Linked DNA regions of Mus musculus: region 2 is linked to region 1. The links are chromatin loops, found by intact Hi-C in ENCODE. Cell type or tissue: heart. All regions are shown on one strand. Links, peaks and the distances in the headings refer to the core of each region. The heading gives the core; the rest is flanking DNA.

The links. A loop is a pair of places that touch in the nucleus more often than their neighbours do. Peaks named below come from ENCODE experiments on the same cell type or tissue, not always from the same donor. Only the 100,000 strongest peaks of a DNase experiment are listed, where the experiment ranks them.
Region 2: a loop joins it to region 1, with 2.3 times the contacts of the local background. A loop is called at or near these places in 5 of 42 quality-filtered maps.

What each region holds. Positions count from the first base shown.
Region 1 is chr4:10,980,515-10,992,074 of GRCm38, forward strand. Plekhf2 (pleckstrin homology domain containing, family F (with FYVE domain) member 2) reads right to left here. Exons shown (of 2, transcript NM_175175.4): 2 at 8,148-10,840. The coding sequence starts at 10,826. The coding sequence ends at 10,077. It also overlaps the pseudogene Gm2401. Among named protein-coding and RNA genes, the nearest start is that of Plekhf2, 21 kb to the right of the region's middle. In heart, for the core only: a CTCF peak has its summit at 6,211 (motif pointing left); no DNase peak of the experiment used is centred there.
Region 2 is chr4:10,907,928-10,919,487 of GRCm38, forward strand. No RefSeq gene overlaps it. Among named protein-coding and RNA genes, the nearest start is that of 2610301B20Rik, 39 kb to the left of the region's middle. In heart, for the core only: no CTCF peak of the experiment used is centred there; a DNase peak (open chromatin) is centred at 4,884.

The DNA.
Region 1 (11,560 bases), core at 1,534-9,533:
CCAGTAGAAGGAGAAAGAGATTTTAAAGGGCAATGGAGAGGGTCATAGCACATGTGTGATGTGACGGCAGAAAGAGTATACTCAGACAGAAGGCACAGGTAGGGAAGGATAGCAAGGAGATGAGAAAGGAGCAGAAGAACCAATCAAAACAGTCTACAAAAGGGCAGCCAGGGCTATGTAATGACTGTCTCAACACACACACACACACACACAGACACACACACACACACACCTTAAACTTTATCCAATTATTTTGTGCGTAAGCTGTTGGCTTCTAAGGAAGGCATTTAAAAATACTTGTACACAGCAAGACGACCCAGCTACAGCTGCAGCGTAATTATAAGGTAAGGCAGAAGGCAGTGCCCTGGGCTTGCTGCAGCCCTGGAGGAGGTAGGAGGCTTTGAAGAGGTGGTCTCCCAAGGAGAGCGAAGCGAAGCACAGTATCCTAGGGCTGAGTAAGCAGATGGTAGCAGGCACAGCGGAAACGGGAACGGAAATGGGGTCTGGAGGTGGGAAGGCATCAGAGTCTCTCAGGGAGCAGCAGCTATTCCAGCCTGCCTGAGACCTAGAGCGGCATGAAGGACAGGACTGTGGAACCTTTGGAGACATCGCCACAGAAAGCACGTGGGTTTAACATGCAGTTCAAGCGTAACTTGAGAAGTGTCCAGCCTCACAAGCTATTGCAAACACATACCACCTCTCAGCCTGGTAGACGTTTTGTGTTAGGTATAAACAGTGTACGAAACTGAAAATCACACCTCTACAGTGATTATTATAACTAAAGTAAACGTCTACAAACAGAAAACAGGATCTATACATTGATAGATTTATCACCTTTTTGTTCATAAAAATATAAATGTTTTTCCTTGTCAACAATAGGAGAAATTCACATTTATCCATTAAACATATGCTTTAACATTATATTTGTGTTAAGTGCTAAAGGGAACCTGAAGATGGTTCACATTTTATAATCCCAGCACTTAGGAGGCAAGAGAGTGAGTCTGACACTAGCTTGGGCTAGGAAATGGATTCCAAGCCTGCCTGACTACAGGAAGTGAGAGCATGTGTCATAAACAGACAGACAAACTGTGCCAGGGAGAGTGACGGACACCTCCAGCACTGAGGAGGCTGAAGCAGGTGGATCTCTGTCAGTCCGAGGCCAGCCTGGACTACACAGTAAGACCCAATCTCAAAAGATAAACTTCAAATAAAATTTAAAAGGTTATGTTTTAAGGAAATGTTTTCATTTCCTTTTCTTATTTAGGAGCAAACTATATATAATGTCTTCATGCTGTGTGAACCTATCTGGTTCAATGGAATTCCAGTCATTCTGCATGAGATGAAATTCAAAATTCTATTTCATTCATTCATTCATTTTGTGGGGGGGTTGGTTTTTTTTGAGACAGGGTTTCTCTGTGTAGCTCTGGCTGTCCTGGAACTCACTCTATAGACCAGGCTGGCCTCGAACTCAGAAATCCGCCTGCCTCTGCCTCCCAAGTGCTGGGATTAAAGGTGTGCACCACCACGCCGGGCTTGAAATTCAAGATTCTAAAACACGGTCTGGAGAGATGGCTCAGTGGTTAAGAGCACTGCTCTTCCGAAGGTCCTGAGTTCAAATCCCAACAACCACATGGTGGCTCACAGCCATCCGTAATGAGATCTGATGTCCTCTTCTGGTGCATCTGAAGACAGCTACAGTGTACTTAGATATAATAATAAATCTTAAAAAAAAAAAAAAAAAACTAGAAAAAAAATTCTAAAACATGGCTGAGAAGACCTAGCAGGCAAAGGCCAAGCCCGACAACCCAAGTTCTAACCCTAGAGCCCAAGTGGTTGAAGGACACAGGAGTTTCCGCCAAGTTGTCCTCTGACCTCATACTTGTGCGGTGGTACTTGAGAACGGTGCGCGCGCGCGCGCACACACACACACACACGCGCGCGCACACACACACACACACACACACACACACACACACTACTATGTCATGAGCTTAGAAATAGTTACATGTTATATAACAGGGAAGCTCAAAGTCAGCCCGTACCACAATGTCGATCTGCATGGCTCACCTCGGTGTCTAATGAGCTTGGTTGAAGGTCATTGGCACCCCAGCAGTCTCCTAAGGAAAGACTGTCACTCCTTCTTTCTGCTCTTAAGACCTTGAAGTAGCTACCAGCAAAATACTGTACCCAGGCATACTAGATCACACTTGTAATCTGAGCACTTGGGAGGCTGAGACAGGAAGATTGCCATGAGGTAAATTCCAGGCTAACCTGGACTAAGTGACTGCTGCCCAGCCTATACCTAAATAAGTAAATAAACAGACAAAGAACTGGATGGGCATGGCGGCTCCTGCCAATAATCCCAGCCTTGGAAGGTGGAAGATAAAAGTCCAGGACCAAACTTGGCGATGTAACTTAATTCCAGGCTAGCCTGAACTACAGCAGACTCTGTTATTAAATTAATAAAAAGTCTAAATCACAGAAACATATGCCACTAGGTGTAAAATGGCAGGTCTTCCATAAATAAGGATATCATTACCACCATGTCTTCATGATGGACTATACATTTGAGAAAAGTATAAAAATATTATGAATTATCCACATTCCTAAGTGAAGCACATGTCTGATGATTGCACTCATGCAAAGAACAAGTAAACACCTAACATTACAACTTCTATACTGAGTTATTTAGATGATAAAATCTCTTCTCAGGGGCTGGAGAGATGACTCAGCACCACCTACTCTTCCAGGGGACCTGGGTTCAATTCCCAGCACCCACACAGTGACCCACAACCATTTGCAACTCCAGTTCCAGCGCCTTCTGGCTATCGTGAGCACCGCGCACACATAGTACACAGATACTCGTGCAGGCAAAAGCCTAAACAAGTAAAAATAAATAAGTATTAAAGAAATAAAAACAAATACATCCAATATCCCCTCCAAGGCAGGCAGCGTGGTACAGGCTTGTGACTGAGCACTTCCGGCTGACCCAGGAGAATCATGAGTTCAAAACTAAAGCAGACTGCACAGTGAGAATATCTCAAACAGAGCCACAGAACACATGCTTTAAAGTATGAAAGAATGCTTTAAAAGCCTATGGAGCCGGGCAGTGGTGGCGCACGCCTTTAATCCCAGCACTTGGGAGGCAGAGGCAGGCGAATTTCTGAGTTCGAGGCCAGCCTGGTCTACAGAGTGAGTTCCAGGACAGCCAGGGCTATACAGAGAAACCCTGTCTCGAAAAACCAAAAAAAAAAAAAAAAAAAAAGTGACGGCAAGGCAAGTGCCTGGGTGTGGTGACAAACTGGGTCAAGAGACTTGGTATGAAGCAATGACTTTCAAATCCTCCTCTGCAGGGGCACTCGGATGGCTGAGAGGCTGGCCTCGGCTTGTCTGTCTGATGCTGTCTTTAGACTGGGCAGGAGCTATAGTCACATCTGTCTTGTTTGTACATGCTGTGGAGCATGCCTTTAATCCCAGCACTTGGGAGGCAGAGGCTGGCGGATTTCTGAGTTCAAGGCCAGCCTGGTCTACAGAGTGAATTCCAAGACAGCCAGAGCTAACAGAGAAACCCTGTCTTGAAAAAAAACAACAACAACAAAAAAAAATCAAAAGAAAACAAAAACACAAAAAAACATATTTTGCCTTCCTTCCTTGCTCCTTTCCTTTTATTCCTTCCCTCTTCCCCTCTTCCCTCTCTTCTTCTTTCTTTCTCTTTCTTTCCTTCCTTCCTTCCTTCCTTCCTTCCTTCCTTTCTTTCTTTCTTTCTTTCTTTCTTTCTTTCTTTCTTTCTTTCTTTCTTTCTCTCTTTCTCAAAATGAACAGTTTGTATACACTGTGAAAGGCATTCCTCGTCCGGTTTCCTTCTGAACACTTCATTGTTAGGGTCCAGCAAGAGGGCCAAGGCAAGGGACGAACCAGGAAAGAACCTGCCGACAGGACTTTCCCAGGGCACAGAGCCTGCGCAGGCTGAGCAATGCGCAGGGCAGCCTGGGACAGGAGGCAGAACCCAGAGAGGGGACAGGCCCCCCTGGGGGAGCAACCTGCCTTGAGTTGTGAGAGCTAAGAGCATGCGGAGAGGGCCTCCTGAAGAGAGCAGCACTTATATATCCAGTTATAGATCCAAGATCAGGTGAAGAGATCTTCTACACGAGGAGGCCAAGGATCTCCTGGGTAAGGCCAGAGTTGAGAGAAGACAGATGTGGCGTGAAAGATCAGTTTGCATACATACTTAGGGTTACCACTGCTGTGATGATGCACCATGACCAAAAGCAACTGAGGAGGAAAGGGTTTATTTCATGCACAGTTCCATAGAACAGTTCATTATCAAAAACAGTGAGAGCAGAAACTCAAGCCGGGCAGGAACTGGGGCAGAGGCCATGGAGGGAGGCTGCTTACTGACTTGCTCTTTTATTTTCTTTTTCCAATTTTTTATTAGATACTTTCTTCATTTACATTTCAAATGCTATCCAAAAAGTTCCTTATACCCTCCTCCTGACCTGCCCCCCTACCCACTCACTCCCACTTCTTGGCCCTGGTGTTCCCCTGTACTGAGGCATATAAAGTTTGCAATACCAATGGGCCTCTCTTCCCAATGATGGCCAATTAGGCCATCTTCTGCTACATATGCAGCTAGAGACACGAGCTCTGGGGGTACTGGTTAGTTCATATTGTTGTTCTACCTATAGGATTGCAGACCTCTTCAGCTCCTTGGGTGCTTTCTCTAGCTCCTCCATTGGGGGCCCTGTGTTCCATCCAATAGCTAACTGTGAGCATCCACTTCTGTATTAGTCAGGCACTGGCAGAGCCTCACAAGAGACAGCTATATCAGGGTCCTTTCAGCAAAATCTTGCTGGCTCTTAAAGGGATATTTAACCTGCTTCTACCAGGGGTGGCTCCACCCACAAGGGTTTCAAAGGACTGGGCCCTCCCCCATCAGTCACTAAGAAAAAGCCCTCCAGGCTTGCCAGCAGCCAGATCTTATGGAGGGTTTCTCAATGGAGACGCCTCAGCTCTAGTATCTCTTAACTGTGTCAAGTTGACATAAAACTAGTCAGCAGAGTGAGCAAATCGTTTAAATGTCTTCTAAAAGGGACTTGTCTGTGTGTATGCCATGTGTTTGGCTGCCCTTGGAGGCCAGCATAGAGGAATGGATTCCTTCAGGCTGATTAGCCTGATGTGGGCGCTGGGAACGTAGCAAGTTCAGGGTATTAAAATTGTGTGTGCACCTGCTCACTTGTGAGAGCCATTTGTATGTAAGTGTAAAACCTGAAAGGGCATTGATACCTCTGGAGTATCTGGAGTTACAGGCAATTGTTAATTTGCCAGATTTAACCCCTGTTACCTGGAACCCAAGCAAGCACTCTTAGCTGCTCAGCCATCACCTCAGCCCTTACTTATTTTCGTGGTCCTTTTATAATGGCTATACTAATTTACATTCCTACCCAGCATGCCAGAGTTCCCTTCCCCACACCTTTACCAACACATGCTACCTTCATCTTGATAATAGCCATGTGAGCTCATCGTGGCTTTGTTCCTTGGTGACTAGGGACACTAAACATTTCTAAAAGTATAGGTGCTAATGCTCTGTATGTCTTTAGAAAAATCTCTGCAGTTAAGTCCTTTCTAGTAGTAAGTGGGCAGAAAAGGCATTTACATTACATTCATGCAGCTCTCACTAACACTGGCGTTGTCTTCAGCACGTCCTAGATGACGGACGATTTCTGTCTTCTGAGCCACTGCATATTCAGAAGTGTAATTTACCCACTGACTGGAAGAGAAAAGCTCATGAAATTCACCAGTGTTTTATTTACCTGGAAATTCCTTATGAAGTGTAATGAGTTTTCTATTTCACTAGAAGACAGCCCGACAGCCCCTAGTCCTTTCTGGAGGCACTGTGGGCACTGTTTTGTGGATCAGTAACTGGAGTCAGTAGAAAACACAGGAGGAAGTCTTGGTAACCAGGGCAGGAAAGAGCTGGCCATGGTGGTACTTGCCTGTAATCCCAGGATTTGGGAGTCTGAGGCACAAGAATCCATCAGAAATTCCAGTCTAGCTCAGCCATGAATAAATTACATAAATTAGCAAGACTTGTCTCAGAAAAATAAAGGGAAATGTGAAAAAAAGGAAAATATTTGCAAATTGTTTTTGATTATAGGATACTTAGGGAAAAGATAACATATTTATCACTAACCCTGATGCTGCCCTCATGTGGTTCCAGAGCTTGGGAGCCTGGATGTAATCCTCAGTCATGATGCTGAGTGGGAAACCAGCCAAGCTTCTGTCCCAGAATAAAACACTATAGTATCCAGTTTTAATACCCTGAACTTGCTACGTTTCCAGTGCCCACATCAGGCTAATCAGCCTGAAGGGATCCATTCCTCTATGCTGGCCTCCAAGGGAAGCCAAACACACATGGCATACACACAGACGTAAACATAAGTCCCTTTTAGAAGATATTTAAACGATTTGCTCACTGTGCTGGCTAGTTTTATGTCAACTTGACAGTTAAGAGATACTGGAGACACACACACACACACACACACACACACACACACACACACTGACCCAAAAGAGTGCAAGGAGTTTATTAACTTTAAATAAATTAAACTGAAAAAAATTATTTGATACTAAGAGTGTCAAGTGTTCAATAATGCTAAACAAATGAACCATGAGAACATCTTAGTGAACTAAATGGGTCCCCAGAGGCTACAGTGAATGATTTCACTATAAATCCCCTACCCCAGCCCCCAAAGAGCAAAGATAAACAGAGACAGAAAGTGGGTGCCCAAGGCCAGGGGGTCAGGGAGTGCCTCCTGGGCGGGCAGGATAAAGCTATCCAAAGCTCAGTGATAGCTTGAATGAACATGAATCACTGAACTGAACATCTCAAACAGGTGGACTGCAGGTAGATAAATAAAATGGAGGATGTTTCAAATAAAGCTGCTAAAATTTGTAAGTTAAGGCACACAATTACATTTTCTCCATACAAACTCGCAGGCTCATGCACAAACAATGCAAGTGGTAAATTCTTTATTGCCCCTGATAAAAACGTGTATCTCCAAAGCTTTTCAACTATCATTTTAATGTGGCTTACTTACTAGGACAATTAACTGGATAGCAAAGGGGGTAATACCAGTCAATCTCCCTGTTCTTTCTACTCTTGGAAAATTAAGATGTTAAGAGTCACCGAGAGGGGGACAGCCTAAGAGCAGCTCGCAGAAGCACCATGGTTCACCTCACCGCCTTTTCTGCAAAGCCTATCAGAGAGTCCACCTAAGCATACACCTTGCTTCGGGTGGCTGCACCAATCAGCCTTTTTACCACATTGTGGTTGCTCACAAGTGTTACAGGAATGGCCACTTCTGGAGCAATTGGGCTCCGATGATCCACTGCCCAAAAGTAACGGAGAAAACTTTGTTGCCCTCAACCTGGACCAGATCCGGCTTTGGATTGGCTGTGGGGCTCACTTCTCTAAGCCTACAGAGAAACTTCTGGGTCTTTCTGCCTCTCCTCTCCTCCACCCTCCACCACAATCAGATGATGATCACCAACTTGGAGACTGCAGAGGAGGAGAGCAGGAGAAATCCTCTTGGTGTCTCAGAAAGCAGAATCAGAGCCCAGAGAGACAAGCAAGCCGACTTTAGCAAGCACAGCTGTGTTGCCTCAAGGTCAAGGACCTGTAAAACTTGTGCAGAGTTTTGTATTGGGTTTGAGGATCAATAAACAGAGTTTCCCAAGTCAAAAAAAAAAAAAAAAAAAAAAAAAAAAAAAAAAAGCAATTCTGCCAATCCTGCATCAGCACCTCCTAAAGAGTGGACAGGGCTGGAGTGTGGCTCAGCTGGTGGGTGCTTGCCTAGAAGAACGAAGGACCTCAGTACTCTGGGTCAGTCCAGCCTGCTATTCTAGTCCTCTGGATGTGGAGGCACGAGGATCAGTTCAAGGGAATTCTCAGCTTCGCAATTAGAGCTACTACTTGCTACATAGTCCGTTTGAGGCCAAAATAGGTCTATCTAAAAACAAAAAACTATTCTTCATTAGTGTCTACATCCTAAGCATTCATATCTAATATATACTAAGGTGGAATTATGCATAATATCTTAGTTAGAAAAGGAAGAAAATATTCAATTACAATATAAAAACACAGGAAATAAGCTGCAAAATATTTTTATTGTAAAAACAGTCAACTGAGGTCGACAATGCAAATGTTATCTCAGGACATTTCCCCTTGGTTTCTGAACTTCCAAGTTCCCATCAGCATTTCTCTGGTTTTTATGGTCCTTTCAAACATGCTTACTGACTGCATGTATATGCTGCTCTGAGACAAACACAAATCCATCCATCTGATAGTAAAACCAAACAAAACAAAAAGCAGGAACAAAGCCCCTAGCCTGGTTCTATTGTGCTTTTTTTCACATTTCCTACAGGGAGACCTATGTAGCTCACACACTTTCAAAACTGAGCAGCAAAGTAAAATTAGTACTGTAACCACAAAGCCAAATACCAATGACTTTCATTCACAAGTTACTGACTCAAACCCTAGGACATCTGCAGAATTATGCAGGTTTTAAAGTTTGAAAAAGGGAAACTGGGTTTGAAAAGAACTCTGAAAAAAAAAAAAAAACAAACCAAAACAAAACAACAACAAAACAAAACAGACCTTTCAGCTTGGTTTCCCACATTTGAAAACCTAGTTACTTAAGCATGCCAGGGGCCAGAATGTGCCTGGCACGTCCAGTGCTATGCAGTAAGCAGGCCTACAGCCTAATGGCTGCCTCCAAACATAAAGAGAATAACTACCAGTTCTCAAAGCAATCTCGGACAATGGTCACAATTTAGAAATATCAACTGCTACTCTATTTCCATATATTGCAAAATGATTTCAGAAACAGATTAAACATACAATTGTTTTACAAAAATAAAAATTGTTTGGGGCTTCATGAACTCTGTAAAATACAATACCACGTTGTAAATCAAGATAATTTCACAAAAAAAATTGACTTGCAGACAGGAAACCTAGTCAAACTCCGATCTCTTCCAGATCTCTAAGACTCCATGTTCTCCTGGGAGGATTTTCTTAAGACTTTTCATTTTTGTCAGGTGGTAGTGGTGCCTGGGGAGGCAAAGGCAGAGGCAGATGGATTTTTGAGAATTCAAGGCCAGCCTGGTCAACAAATCGAGTTCCAGGATAAGCAAAGCTACACAGAGGAACCCTGTTGGAAAATATAAGGGTTTCCTCAGATTTTTCCTTTTAGAAATAATGTAAAGCAAATAAAGTTATTTGTAAAAATATATCAGGAAAGTAGAAGCTAGTGGGATATGCCACTTCTATACTAGTGATGAGTTTCAAATCGAATCCCGAACAGTGGCAACGGGCTAAACATATGTGACCATTATAATTTGGTGCATAAAAGATGTAAAAATATAATCACAACTATTTTATGAAAAATATTCATATAAGATTGGAGAAACCTCTAAATTTAGTTCCTCATAGCTGTCAAATAAATATGCTTACCTATATCCATCAAACACTCATTCTCCACCTGTAAGAGCACCAGTGTGTCTAAATCAATCAAACAAGAAAGAAGGTAGGGCTTACGTTTATTTCAGTGACAGTGACACTGCTGCCACAGTAAGGCACCACTTGGTATTGAGAAAAGAGAATAAAGGATTTCCAAACCATGCTCTGTCACTGGTGTCGTAACCTTGACATCGACTGCTTGGGGAAAAGCCAGATACCAAGCACATCATACTCTTGTTCCCATCATTCTGTGCTTTTAGATTTTCCACATCAGGGGGAAATAAATGTAATACAAGATCTGTTAAATAAACATTCTTTCCAACTTACAAGGAAATAATCTAGAAATAAGGACAGTAGAAAGCCAAGACCCTATCGGATGTATCTGCAAGTTTGTCCCTGTGAGAGAGTGCAGAGGGGAGCAGAAAGCATGGGGCTGCTTTCCATAGGATACAGAGAGGCACAGAGGTTAAGACTTCTCAGGCAGTCATGGCTAAAGCAAACTGAGAGCGCCCCCAAAGCTGACTCTCAGGCAGTCAATTAAATACTTCACAGCATATCCTTAGTCACTGCTATCATCATCGTCGTCGTCATCAGATGCATCATTTAAAGGAGACTTCAACGACTGACTATAAGAGTCTGATCTAGTCGGCTGACACGCGGCCATGTCCCCCGTGGAAAGCAGGTCATAGCAGAAGTCACAAATCCGCACAGGCTTAGAAGACTGGCTGGGAAGAAGAAATCGCTTTTCAGAGCAGGGACCACAAACAACAAAGCCACATTTGCGGCAATGGTGCCGCCGATTGACTGGTGTGAATTTTGCTTTCTGACAGCGCATACACACGGTGGCCTCAGAGTCAGGAACCCAGACAGCAGCATGCTCGTTGCTGGGCGTCTTCCCACTTTTGGAGAGTAAATCAGTGACACACTTATTTATGTGATTCATCCACTCTGACTTCTCCGTGGCAGTGGCAGCATAAACTGCAAACGACTTAGTCGGTGTCTTAATAAGCCATCCATTCCGTAATTCCCCTTCATCTTTGATGGAATCAATGGTGACATTTTCCAAGGGAATAATATGCTGTTTGTTGTATTTTTTCTTCTGGATAACAATATTGCCGTATACTAGAATATCATTAAATAAGAAAAACTGCCTTGCTTTAGGCTTCTTTCTGCACAACTTAGTCAACACTCCTTCTCCAATAAGCACTCGCCCAGGGATGGTCAAGGGCTGACCAGCGGCTCCAAAACAGCTCTCCACAATACTTATGCGTCTAGTATTCGCCTCACTGTTTGCCAGGCGATCCACCATCTTTTGCTAATAACCTTTAGGGGAAAAAAGAAAAGAAATTAGCACACAGAAAGTATGAATTCCTACAAGGAATACCAAGATGTGATCTACCAAGACACTGCTTTTTCCAAAGGCAATTAATCCAGTTTTCTTTCCCTCTATAGAATCACTAGGCATCAGAACTATGTATGAAACCTGGCTGGCCTAGAACACAGTCCTGCTGCCTCTATTCCAAGTGAGGGATTACAGTGTGGGTCATTATACCCAGCACACGTAAAAATGAGACGATGAAAAACAAGTTCAATTAAAAACTTCTGCAAAATAATAAACCCAGTTCCATGAATCTCAGTGGGATTCTGGAGAGCAGAACCCCTAATGAACACTTAAAAAAATATGACTCCAGTTTTCCAATAAGCTACATATAACCCCTAAGCCTCGGCCCCATGTTCTCACCTGGATTAGTCCCAAAGTTCCCCCAACTGCTCCCAGCCTTCCCTTCTCAATCAATCCACAGCAGCAAGCGATCTCTAAAATGCTACATTGCTTCTGCTGTTACTTGAGACGATCCCCCTTAATCTTTAGAATCTCTAACACTTCACATAGTGTGTGTTGTTAACTACCTGGTAGATTTTTGGTTTTAACTGTTTTGTTTTTGAGACGGATTCTTACACTACTCAGCCCAAGCTGGTCCTGAACTTGCCATGCCCCCACCCCAGACTCCCAAGTCCTGAAACAAAAGGCATTTGTCACAAATC
Region 2 (11,560 bases), core at 1,507-9,506, 73 kb before region 1:
GAGAAGAGAAGAGAAGAAAGAAAGAGAAAAAGAAGAGAAAAGAGGCCAGCCATGAGCACGTGGAGAGGGAAGGAAAGGAATAGGGAGAGAGTGGGAGCAGGAAGGCAAGAGCAAGAAAGAGCAGCCCCTTTTATAGTGAGTCAGGCATACCTGGCTATTGCCAGGTAACTGTGGGGTGGAACTTAAACAAACTGCTAACAGGTTCCATGAAGGTTTTATTATTTTTTTGTACTTAACATGATCACCCATCCACATTCACTCTATAATTATTTTACTGAAATGATTATTTGTGGAAACTTGCTTGGAATTCATGCCCTCGAGTTATGATGCTTTGAGGATAACAGTACCCAGCCCTGATGGTGATTGGATGTTAAAACCCCAGAATGTGTTATGTTAGCTAAATACTGCTGATATTCTCAATTTCCATTTTTCTTAGCTTTGTATTTCACATAATTCAATTCACTTTAAGTAAGTTCTTAGTACCCAAGCAGAGAAAGCTGTTTTGAATATCATTTAAAATAATAAGTTATTTTTAGATGACTTCCCAACTCATCAAGTTACTTTTAGTGCATGTGTAATGTTTTCATATAAAATATTTGAAACAATCTTGACTCTTAGAAACTTTTCCAAGGACAAATGCAGGTAGGTTCTCTCTGGAGATGTATGTCTGTGTCCTGTGGACAAGAAATGCCAGTGGGGGCCAAAAGAGGACACAGAGCCCTGGGACAGGAGTTACATACACTTTTGAGACATTGTATGGGTGTTCAGAACCGAACACATTCTCTAGAAAAGCCACCAGTGCTCGTAACAACTGAGCCATCTAGGCAACCCAGAAAAGCTCATGTTTAATGTGTAGCTAAATGGAAAATACACATGAAGCCCTCTTTGAGTTGAGAACTTTTTTAATAGAACAAATTTTTCTTAAACAAACAACTAGCAGGCAAACTATTATAATTCAGAGAATGAATAAAGCAACTTCTGAGAAAATAAATGGCAATATTCTAAACCGCAATTAGAGTTTTTGGGAAACCTTTATCTACCACAGTGATCAGGACAGCTTCCTTGGCACTTAATTTCTTAACTGGGGAATCTGGTGATATTGACAAGTGTCTGTTAGCATTGTATAGGAAATGTAGCAGTGCTTAGACACTGTATGACTGAGCAATCATATTGTCAGATGACCAAAGCACTGCTATAACCAAAGAAGCCAGTTCTCAAAAGTTACTTTGGTGGAGTTTACTGTACCAGAATACCCACAGCTCATTTGATAGGAAGAAACTAGTTGAGTTTTGATATAACATTGAAGAATTGCCAGGTTATTTAAAAAAAAAATGGTCTGGAGAGCTGAGTTAAGAGTACTGGCTGCTGGGGCTGGAGGGATGGCTCAGTGGTTAAGAGCACTGACTGCACTTCCAGAGATCCTGAGTTCAAATCCCAGCAACCACATGGTGGCTCACAACCATCAGTAATGAGATCTGATGCCCTCTTCTGGTGTGTCTGAGACAGCTACAGTGTACTTATATATAATAAATAAATAAATCTTTAAAAAAAAAAAAAAAGAGTACTGGCTGCTTTTCTAAAGGTCCTGAGTTCAATTTCTAGCAATGGCATGGTGGCTCACAACCATCTGTAATGGGATCTGATGCCCTCTTCTAATGTGTCTGAAGATAGCAACACTGTACTTATATACATAAAATAAATAAGTTAATCTTTAAAAACACTCACAAAATATTTCTTTTTTCCAACTGCATGTCTGCATAAAGCCAATTTTCTTCTAAGGCTTCAACGAAAACAACTGAACTAAAGAGATGAATGCAGGGGGATAAGGTCCAGCTGCCTTCCATTAAGCCAGATATTAAAGAAATTGGCAGAAATGCAAAATAAATATCATCCTTTTTTACATATATTTTAGAAAATACATTTATTGCCATAGAAATAATTATAAGAATTTGTGTGCATGGGGCAGATTTTTAAGTTTATGTATTTTCACTCTTTTCCTAATTTCTAGTGTCATGTTTCTGTAGCCACAGAGAAGCTCTTGGGGATCCTGTTCTTAAGAGTATAAAAGGGGGGCTGAAGAGATGGCTCAGCAGTTAAGAGCACTGATTGCTCTTCCAGAGGTCCTGATTTCGATTCCCAGCCACCACATGGCGGCTCACAACCATCTGTAATGGGATCTGATGCCCTCTTCTGGTGTGTCTGAAGACGGTGACAATATACTCACATATATAAAATAAATAAGTAAATATTTTTTTTTTTAAAGTCTGTAAAAGGGTCCTGAGACCAAAAGTGCCAAGAAGCATTGTAGAGTCCTGACTGCCTTGCTGCCCCCACCCACCACAGCGTAGTGACACAGACTCTTCTTCCCTTTGCTTTCCATCTTGGGAGATTAAGGCCAACCCTTTATCATTTCTTGGTGCTGTAAGAAGTCTGTCTCAGACATTATTGCTCCCTGGCACACCAGAAGCCGCTGTGTTCTGAGTTCATTTGTAAAGAGAGAATTTGACTTAATCTTCTAGCTTCAATTATAGGAATGCTGTTCTTTTAAAAAATTTTTAAACATTCAAGCACACTAGTTGAAGCCTGTCATTTCAGCACTCAAGAAATGGTTCAGTGAGCCGGGCATGGTGGCACACACCTTTAATCTCAGCACTCGGGAGGCAGAGGCAGGTGGATCTCTGAGTTCGAGGCCAGCCTGGTCTACAAAGTGAGTTCCAGGACAGCCAGGGCTATACAGAGAAACCCTGTCTCAGAAAAAAAAAGAAAAGAAAAGAAAAGAAAAGAAAAGAAAAGAAAAGAAAAGAAAAGAAAAGAAAAGAAAAGAAAAAAAGAAAAAGAAAAAAGAAATGGCTCAGTGGATAAAGGTGCTTGTTACACAAGCCTTAGGACCTAGGTTCAGATCTCTGAAGTGGACATAAAAAGTCAGAGGCAGCAACACAAATGTGTGACCCCAGCATTTCTACAGTAATATGGTTTTAGACTGGTTGACGGGAAAACATTCAGAAGTGCCAATACCCAGGCCCCAAGTCCAGCATCAGTGCTATTTAAAACGTCTCCCCTTTATTCTAGTGTATAACTGAATGTTTAGTTAGGGTTACTATTGCTGCGATGAAACTTCATGACCAAAAGCAACTTGGGGGGGGGGGGGGGAAGGGTTTGTTTCATTCACAGTTCTATAGAACGGTTCATCATCAAAAGCAGTGAGGGAAGGAACCTGGAGGCAGAAACTCATGCAGAGGCCATGGAAGGATGCTGCTTACTGACTTGCTCATCATGACTTGTTCAGCCTGCTTTCTTATAGAACCCAGGACCACCAGCCCAGGAATTGCACCACACAAAATGGTACCCAATTAATTACTAATTAAGAAAATGCCCTATAGCTGGATCTTAGACATTTTCCGAACTGAGGTTCCCTCCTTTAATGTAACTCCAGCTTGTTCAAGCCGACATAAAACTACCCAGCACACCATGTTTGCTTTCTGATCAATGTAAAAATGCACACATTTAAGATAACATTCTGTCATTAGTCTAGAGAGAACCTTTGTTGCTTATGACTTTACTGCTATGAAAGACACCTTGACTAAGAACAACATTTAACTGGGTTGACTTACAGGTTTAGAAGTTCAGTCCATTATCAAGCCAGGAGCTGTAACCTCCCCTCCCCAGCCTGAAACCTGTTTGCTCAGGTTTCAGTGTTAGAGAGCATGGGGCGGAGCTTGCCACCCTATCGTCCTGCCACTCCCACTGCCTCTGCCTGCCAACTAGCTGTTCCGGAGCTACCAGGTGTTCACCTGCAACCTTACTCCAAGATGATTTGGCGGGAATCGGGCCCCTTCCCCTCCTTCATAACTCGGTGAGCGAATTAGTAAAATTGAGCTTTGATCAGAATTTTTGTCTTAGCTTCATCTTTTTCTCGTCCGCCTAGCTCCCTCTTCTCTTCCAGATTCCAAGATGCCTTCCCAGAACAGAACCCAGATATGTGAGCTGCTGGTCGGACATAACAAGAAGCATGGCAGCATCTAGGCAGGCATGGTGCAGGAGTTGCTGAGAGTTCTACATCTTCATCTGAAGGCCACTGGGAGAAGACTGGCTCCCACGTGCTTAGGAAGAGGGTCTCACTGTTCATACCTACAGTGATGCACTTCCTCCAACAAGGTTACTCCAAGAAGGCCACACCTCTAATAGTGCCACTCCCTGAGCCAAGCATATTCAAACCAGCACACAAAATGTTTTGGCCCCACCAAGCTTCATCTGATAACAGGAGACCCAACATGACCCATCTGAAGGGAACACTCGAAGCACACGTGAATGTTTAAATGCTTATCATTCTGTACCAGGTGTATAGCAAGAGGGCCCAGGGGCAGGCACTAGTGATCAGACAGGTAGGGCTAAGTGAAACAGGTCATTTCCAAACGATTGATCGTAACTTGTCTTTTAGGTCCAGTGTCTTTGACCCCATCATAACCAGGCATTAGAATCCATAGGCATACTTGAAGCATTGCACTATTTTAAATCTGGAAGACAAATCTGGACAGATCTACTTGTGGCTCATCTCTGACTCTAATGTGACCAAAATGGAAACTGCCTTGCTACATACATGTCAACACATGAGCTAGAAATACACACTACTCCTAGATAGGAAAGGGAAGACATGTCTCTTAAAACTTCTATAGTCTAAAATTCTTACTGCAGCCAATGTGTGGTTGAGTCGCCAGGTTACGTTCCTAGCTGAGGGAGCTGGCAAAAGAGGGAGGCCCTGAAGGTACTTTACCTGGGGAAACATCTCACAGTGAAAAAAAACAGACACGGGGCGGCAGAGAACTAGACCTACTATTCTGGCCCTACAGAAGTAACCCAGTCAATTGAGAATCTGGCCTGTAGGGGGCAGACCTGCACCAAGAATCACACTGTTCTCAGGCTTTGGTCTCTTGGGGAAAAGTGCCTAGAGTTTTAAAACACCCATTATGTTTGTTTCTTTGTTTCTTTGTTTTTCATCAGATCCCACCTGCTGTTGTTCCCAGTGGCTGTTGTTATTCCTCTGGGCAAAATGCCCTGTTCTAATCCACACAACTGTTTGCAGGTACAAAGAGTAAGCATCACTTTAGCAAGTCTTGTCGAGGTCTTTGGTGATGCTTTCTGCCCAGATGTGCCTGTAGCCAGCGTGGAAATAAAATATGACAAGTTAGCTGACTCACCTGACCAGTCTGTTCCTGCAGCACTGCAGGGAACCTAGGGAGACTTGGGGACAGCAATAAGGTGACTCCTCCATTACAAGAAGTGATTGGAGTCCAAGATGCTGAGGTTGGCAGAGTTGTGCTGACAGGCCTTTGAGGCCAGGAGACCATCTCTTCGTGACCTTTGAACATGGGTGTTCAGCACATGCAATCCAAGGGTGCAATGGTATGGTTTTGTTTCTAAGGTTTTATAATTACTGCAGAAAATAAAAAATAAGAATGCAATGCATAGAAAATCAGAAATTACTCTACCGCCCCAAATGACACGCACTATTTACCTGGTGTCTATCCTGGATTTTACAGAAATGAGCACAAACACTGGGCAGGGGTCTTGCAGGGCTTGAAAGGCCTCTTCCTCCTGCCCATGAGCCACTGTTAATGCTCTTGCCCTACAGAAGGGCTGGATGCCAGGAACTAAGTCCCTTTCAGTACCTGTGCTTGTAGCCAGTTGCCATGGTATCAGACCCTGAACTCAAGGTCCTTGCTTTCTAAACCCTGACAATATCCTAGACCCAGGATCCCACATGTATCCTCCAGCGCCACAGATCAGCCACCTGACCCCAAGTGACCCCACACCTGCATCTTCACATGCTGCTAGTCTCAATTTGCCACCCTGTGACTAAGAACTGAGCTCCTTAGGTGGGGTCTCCCCTCCGCAGTGAGAATCTCTAAGGTGAAGGCCAGCAGCCTCTCCCCAGACAATCTGCAGGTCTCAAAGCCTCCAGCCAATGAGAGTGCCCGAAGAGGAAGGCACTGTGGGAGGGGAGGGGAGGGGAGGTAAGGTGGAGGCTGCACACCGGGCTAACCCATTGCTTTCTCCACAGATGTCTAAACTCAGGGTGGAACTGTGCGTGCCCTTGAGAGCTGGGTTGACTCCAGCTCTTGGTGCTTAAGCTCCATGTGTCCTAAGGCACCTACCACATGGCTGGTGCCATTCACACCTTTTCTGAATGGGGCGTCCCTTCATTTCACAGAGGAACCATGGAGAGAAGGTTAGTACTTAGAGAACACCAGAACTGGGAGTCACATTGTCCAGGTCGTCATTCCAGCCTCTCCATTTTACCGAAGAACCCACAGGCTCAGAAGGCTAACAGGACATGCTTCTAGACATAGTTGGTATATAACATTGTAAGATAACAGTCTTGGGAATCAAGGCCAGCCAGGACCAGAGTTTCTTTGCTGCCATACCCTTCTTTTAAGCCTGCCTAATTCTATTCCCTTTTGCTTATCAGGTGTGGCCTTCCTTACCCAAGACAGATCCCTCCAGATAGTCCCCTAGCCTCTGCATCCCTCTTTCTACCTCTCTTTCCCCAGTCAACGCAAGAAGTCCTGCCAGCCTTTCAGAAACATACACCCTATCTTAGGGTTTCCATTGCTGTGACAAAATGCCATGACCAAAAAGCAAGTTGGGGAGGAGTTTACTTGGCTTACACTTCCACATCACTGTTCATCACTGAAGAAAGTCAGGACAGGAACTCCAACAGGGCAGGACCCTGGAGGCAAAAGCTCATGCAGAGTCCATGGAGGGGTGCTGCTTACTGGCTTGCCCCCTTGCTTTCTTACAGAACCCAGGACTACCAGCCCCAGGGACTGTATCACTCACAATGGGCTGGGCCATCCCCCATCCATCACTAATTAAGAAAATGCCTTACAGACAGATCTTATTGAGACATTTTCTCTACTGGGAGTCCCTCCTTCCAGATAAGTCTAGTTTGAGTGCCAAGTTGATGGAAGACTAGCCAGCATACCCCCTAACCACCCGCCCCAAAGGGAAACAGCTGCCACACACCCTCCCGCAGCTGTGGAGAGCTGATAACAGCTCATGGTAGGTTTAGTGAGTGTGTGTATCTGTGCCTGTGTCTCTGCACATGCATTCATGAAGACATGTCACACATGCATGTTGAAATCAGATGACAACTGGCCCAAATATGTTCTTTTCCTCACCATGTGGGTTGTAGGGATCAAACTCAAGCCATCAGGCTTAGCAACAAGTCCCTTACCTTCTGAGATTTGCCAGTGCCTTATGTAATTTTTGAAAAGGTAACATATTGGCAGAGCTCAAAAGTTCCCAATTCCATGTTTGCCCCACCCCACCCTCAGCCCCTTCCTATCCCAACTTTTTAAAGGTAATTCTAGTTATTCTCTAAGCAAATGAAAGAGAGAGAAAGAGAAAGGGAGGGAGAGAGAGAGAGAGAACCATAAGGAAACTGGTTTTACTAAGAGAATTTTAGGTACTCCGAGAGTCTCATGAGTCACAAAGAGCTTTTTCTGTGATAGTTCTTTCTTGTAGCTAAAGCTCCTTACTCTAAAGAAAACTGGTTCCCACGGGACCCTATCATATGACTGTCACCCACTGTCTTAGTCAGAGTTTCTATTCCTGCACAAACATCATGACCAAGAAGCAAGTTGGGGAGGAAAGGGTTTATTCGGCTTACACTTCCATGCAGCTGTTCATCACTGAAAGAATTCAGGACTGGAACTCAAGCAGGTCAGAAAGCAGGAGCTGATGCAGAGGCCATGGAGGGATGTTCTTTACTGGCTTGCTTCCCCTGCCTTGCTCAGCCTGCTCTCTTATAGAACCAAGACTACCAGCCCAGAGATGGTCCCACCCACAAGGGGCCTTTCCCCCTTGATCACTAATTGAGAAAATGCCTTACAATTGGATCTCATGGAGGCATTTCCTCAACTGAAGCTCCTTTCTCTGTGATAACTCCAGCTGTGTCAAGTTGACACAAAACTAGCCAGTACACCCACAAAGAGCCACCACCAGCTGTCTCGTTTCTAGGTCTGAGAGAGGAAGGGTGGCTCTAAGACCTCTCTTCACTCATTTGTTGAGCACTCTTATACTAGGGACTGAGCCAGGTCCTAGGCACAAATACAGTCCCTTCACTTGTAGTAAAAGGGAAGACAGCATAGGCCAAGCCTATGCTGAGACTGTTCAACTGCAGTTCCAAACAGTTCCCTACTTAACAATCAGCTGGGTCCTGTAGCCAAAATGTGCAAAGATGGTATGGGGGTTGAACAGGAATGGTACCATAGGCTCATCTATTTGAATGCTTACTCACAAGGGACTGGAACTCTGTCTTAGTTAGTGCCAAACCTATTCAACCCACCACAAACTCTTTGATAAGATTAGAAGGCTTAGGAGGGGTGGTCTTGTTGGAGGAGGTGTGTCACTGAGGGTGGGGTTTGAGTCCCATGCCAGGACCAGGGTCTTTCTGGGCCTTTAGATCAGGACGTAGCTGCCATCTACAGCTCCAGTGCCATGCATGCAGTGCGCTCCCTGCCATGACAATGAACTAAGCCTCTGAAACTGTAAGCAAGTTCCCAGTTAAATGCCTTTCTGTTTTTATGTGTTGCCTTGATCTTGGTGTGTCTTCACAGGAGTAGAGCAGTGACTAAGACAGACGAGATGGATTTGGCTTCAGGTACGGTTTGATTCAGAGCTTAAATTATGTCACTGGGAGCCTTCCTTTGGCTCTGCATCTCTTGGGCTACTTGCAGTAACCCAAGCTTACATTGTCACCAGCTTAGACTGGTGGAAGTATGAGAGTCACTGATCCAAAGCCCAACAGTCAGGTGCCCTTAACCTTGAATGACTGTGTACATCACCTGCCTGCTCCCGAACCAATCACTGAAGCCACCAGGGATGGATTGTACCCACTGGCCTGGTCACACGATCCACTTCAGAGTCCAGGGTTTGGACAATGCTACCCAAAGCACATAGATTGAGAGCTGAGGAGTGGCATCTCAAAACAAAATTACTGTAGACACACACATGTAATTAAAAGTGAGATAAATGACTCAAGCGAACTGCGATGTGCCAAAAGGAGGCATCGAAGGTATCCCGAGGAAGGAGCAGGCAGGATCAAGGAGGCAGATGAATGCTATTTGTAGCCATGGACAGAGAGGCAAGAGACAAGGAACCTTAAGGACCCTGAAGAGTCACATTAGGTAGAGAGATGACCTGGCAGCTAAGAGCATATGCTGCTCTTACAGAATATCAGGGTCCTGTTCACAGCATCGACCATGGAGAACATAAGACTTCCTGTAACTCCAGTTCTGGACGTCCCAACACTCTCTCTTGGCCTTGCAGGGACCTGCATGCACGTGGTGCACACACAGGCAAGCAGACATGTGTGTACATACAGATAAGCAGACATGTGTGTGTACACACAGGCAAGCAGACATGTGTGCACACACAGGCAAGCAGACATGTGTGTGTACACACAGGCAAGCAGACATGTGTGTGTACACACAGGCAAGCAGACATGTTTGTGTACACACAGATAAGCAGACATGTGTGTGTGTGTACATACAGACAAGCAGACATGTCTGTGTACACACAGATAAGCAGACATGTGTGTGTACACACAGGCAAGCAGACATGTGTGTGTACACACAGGCAAGCAGACATGTGTGTGTACACACAGGCAAGCAGATATGTGTGTACACACAGGCAAGCAGACATGTGTGTGTACACACAGGCAAGCAGACATGTGTGTGTACACACAGGCAAGCAGACATGTGTGTGTACACACAGGCAAGCAGACATGTGTGTGTACACACAGATAAGCAGACATGTGTGTGTACACACAGGCAAGCAGACATGTGTGTGTACACACAGACAAGCAGACATGTGTGTGTGTGTGTGTACATACAGACAAGCAGACATGTGTGTACACACAGGCAAGCAGACATGTGTGTATACACACAGGCAAGCAGACATGTGTGTGTGTGTACATACAGACAAGCAGACATGTGTGTACGTACACACAGACAAGCAGGCATGTATATGTACACACAGACAAGCAGACATGTGTATGTACACACAGACAAGCAGACATGTGTGTGTACACACAGACAAGCAGACGTGTGTACACACACACACACACATACTTTTTTTTAAGTTACAGTTAAGCGAGGCATAGTGGCTCATACCTAGAATACCAGCCAGCACTCAAGAACCGGACACAAGAAAATGGCTAGTTTCAGGCCAAGCTGGACTGCTCTGTGGGACCCTGTCTTTTAAAAATAATAATATAATGGAGCCCAGACAGAGTCAGAGCGATGGCACAGGTAAGGTCTCAAGGCAGCCTACATGAGCAAGGGGCCCATAACAGAGCTGCCTTGATTAATCTCCACATTTTATTGCCAAGATCCACCTACAGTAGATTTCCCAGTGGACTGAATGTCTCACAGCTGGGACCTAGCACTGTGAGCATGAGGACTAAGTCTGGCCAGGCCCTCTCTTTACCTGGCCCTCATCCCCTCCTTGTCCCTTCTTGCTCCACTGGCCCCACACCCTGAAGCCTGCAAGTGTTCACTGCTCAATCCCTGAGGAGGCCCAGAAGAAGGAAGCCACGAGAAGCCGGCCACGGCCGCAGGCACCTGTTTCCTCACCTTAACAGACAAGTCGGAGGCTGGCCAAGTAACTGAGGCTTAGCATGTCATCGTCTACAGGACCTAAATTTAGAAACACTATCCCTCCCACCGTATGCACAGAGGCCACCTCACATCTGGATAGCTACCCTGTGAGCTACCATGAGGACAGGTCCTTTCACAGGACTTGGGGTCAGGAACAAGCATGGGAGAAAACAAGGCCCCCCCTAGACCAGGCTTGGGCGGTGCTGGAAGCCACTGGACTGTCTGTCACCAGACTCCAACCTCCAGGGGAAGGTTTCATAACTTCTTTGGGACATGTAATTGCGTTAGCACACATATATGGGAAGGCGGGAAAATGTGAGTGAGAACCACATTTCCTGCACTCCACAGCCAGGTCTGGGAGGTCCGGGGGACCCTGTTCCTACACCCTCCCTCAGAACTCCATGACCTTTCTGATATACTGAAGCTGCCTAGCTCATGTGTATGTGTGCTTCCATTAAAAGTTGCTTTCATTATCTTCTGGAAGATGGTCCATGCGTAAAAGAAGCAAAGAGGCTACCAGTTTTTCTGGTTCCGTGGGGCCTCCATCGAACCAGTCTGTTGCAGATCAGCCCAAGTCCTCAGATGTGAAGCACTTCCTGTCTCTTGGGTCAAAGGTGAGTCCCAGGCCCTGCTGGGGACATCGGCTTCCTCTGTTCAGTCAGTTGCTTGTTAGACACAGGGTCCAGTTTCCTCCTCACAACCGCAGGATAGGACAGCTGCAAGCACACATCTGTGCTCTGCTGGTGGGCCAGCCAGGCTCACACCAATCCTCTCCTCTGAACAAAAGGAAGGAGATAAGGCCTCCCAGGAGCCCCAGTGCTCTCCACAGAGTAGTTTGTGTACAGTCACTGCCATCTGCTGCTTTTCATTTGTCAGCTAGAACACTAGCCGGTCTCTGA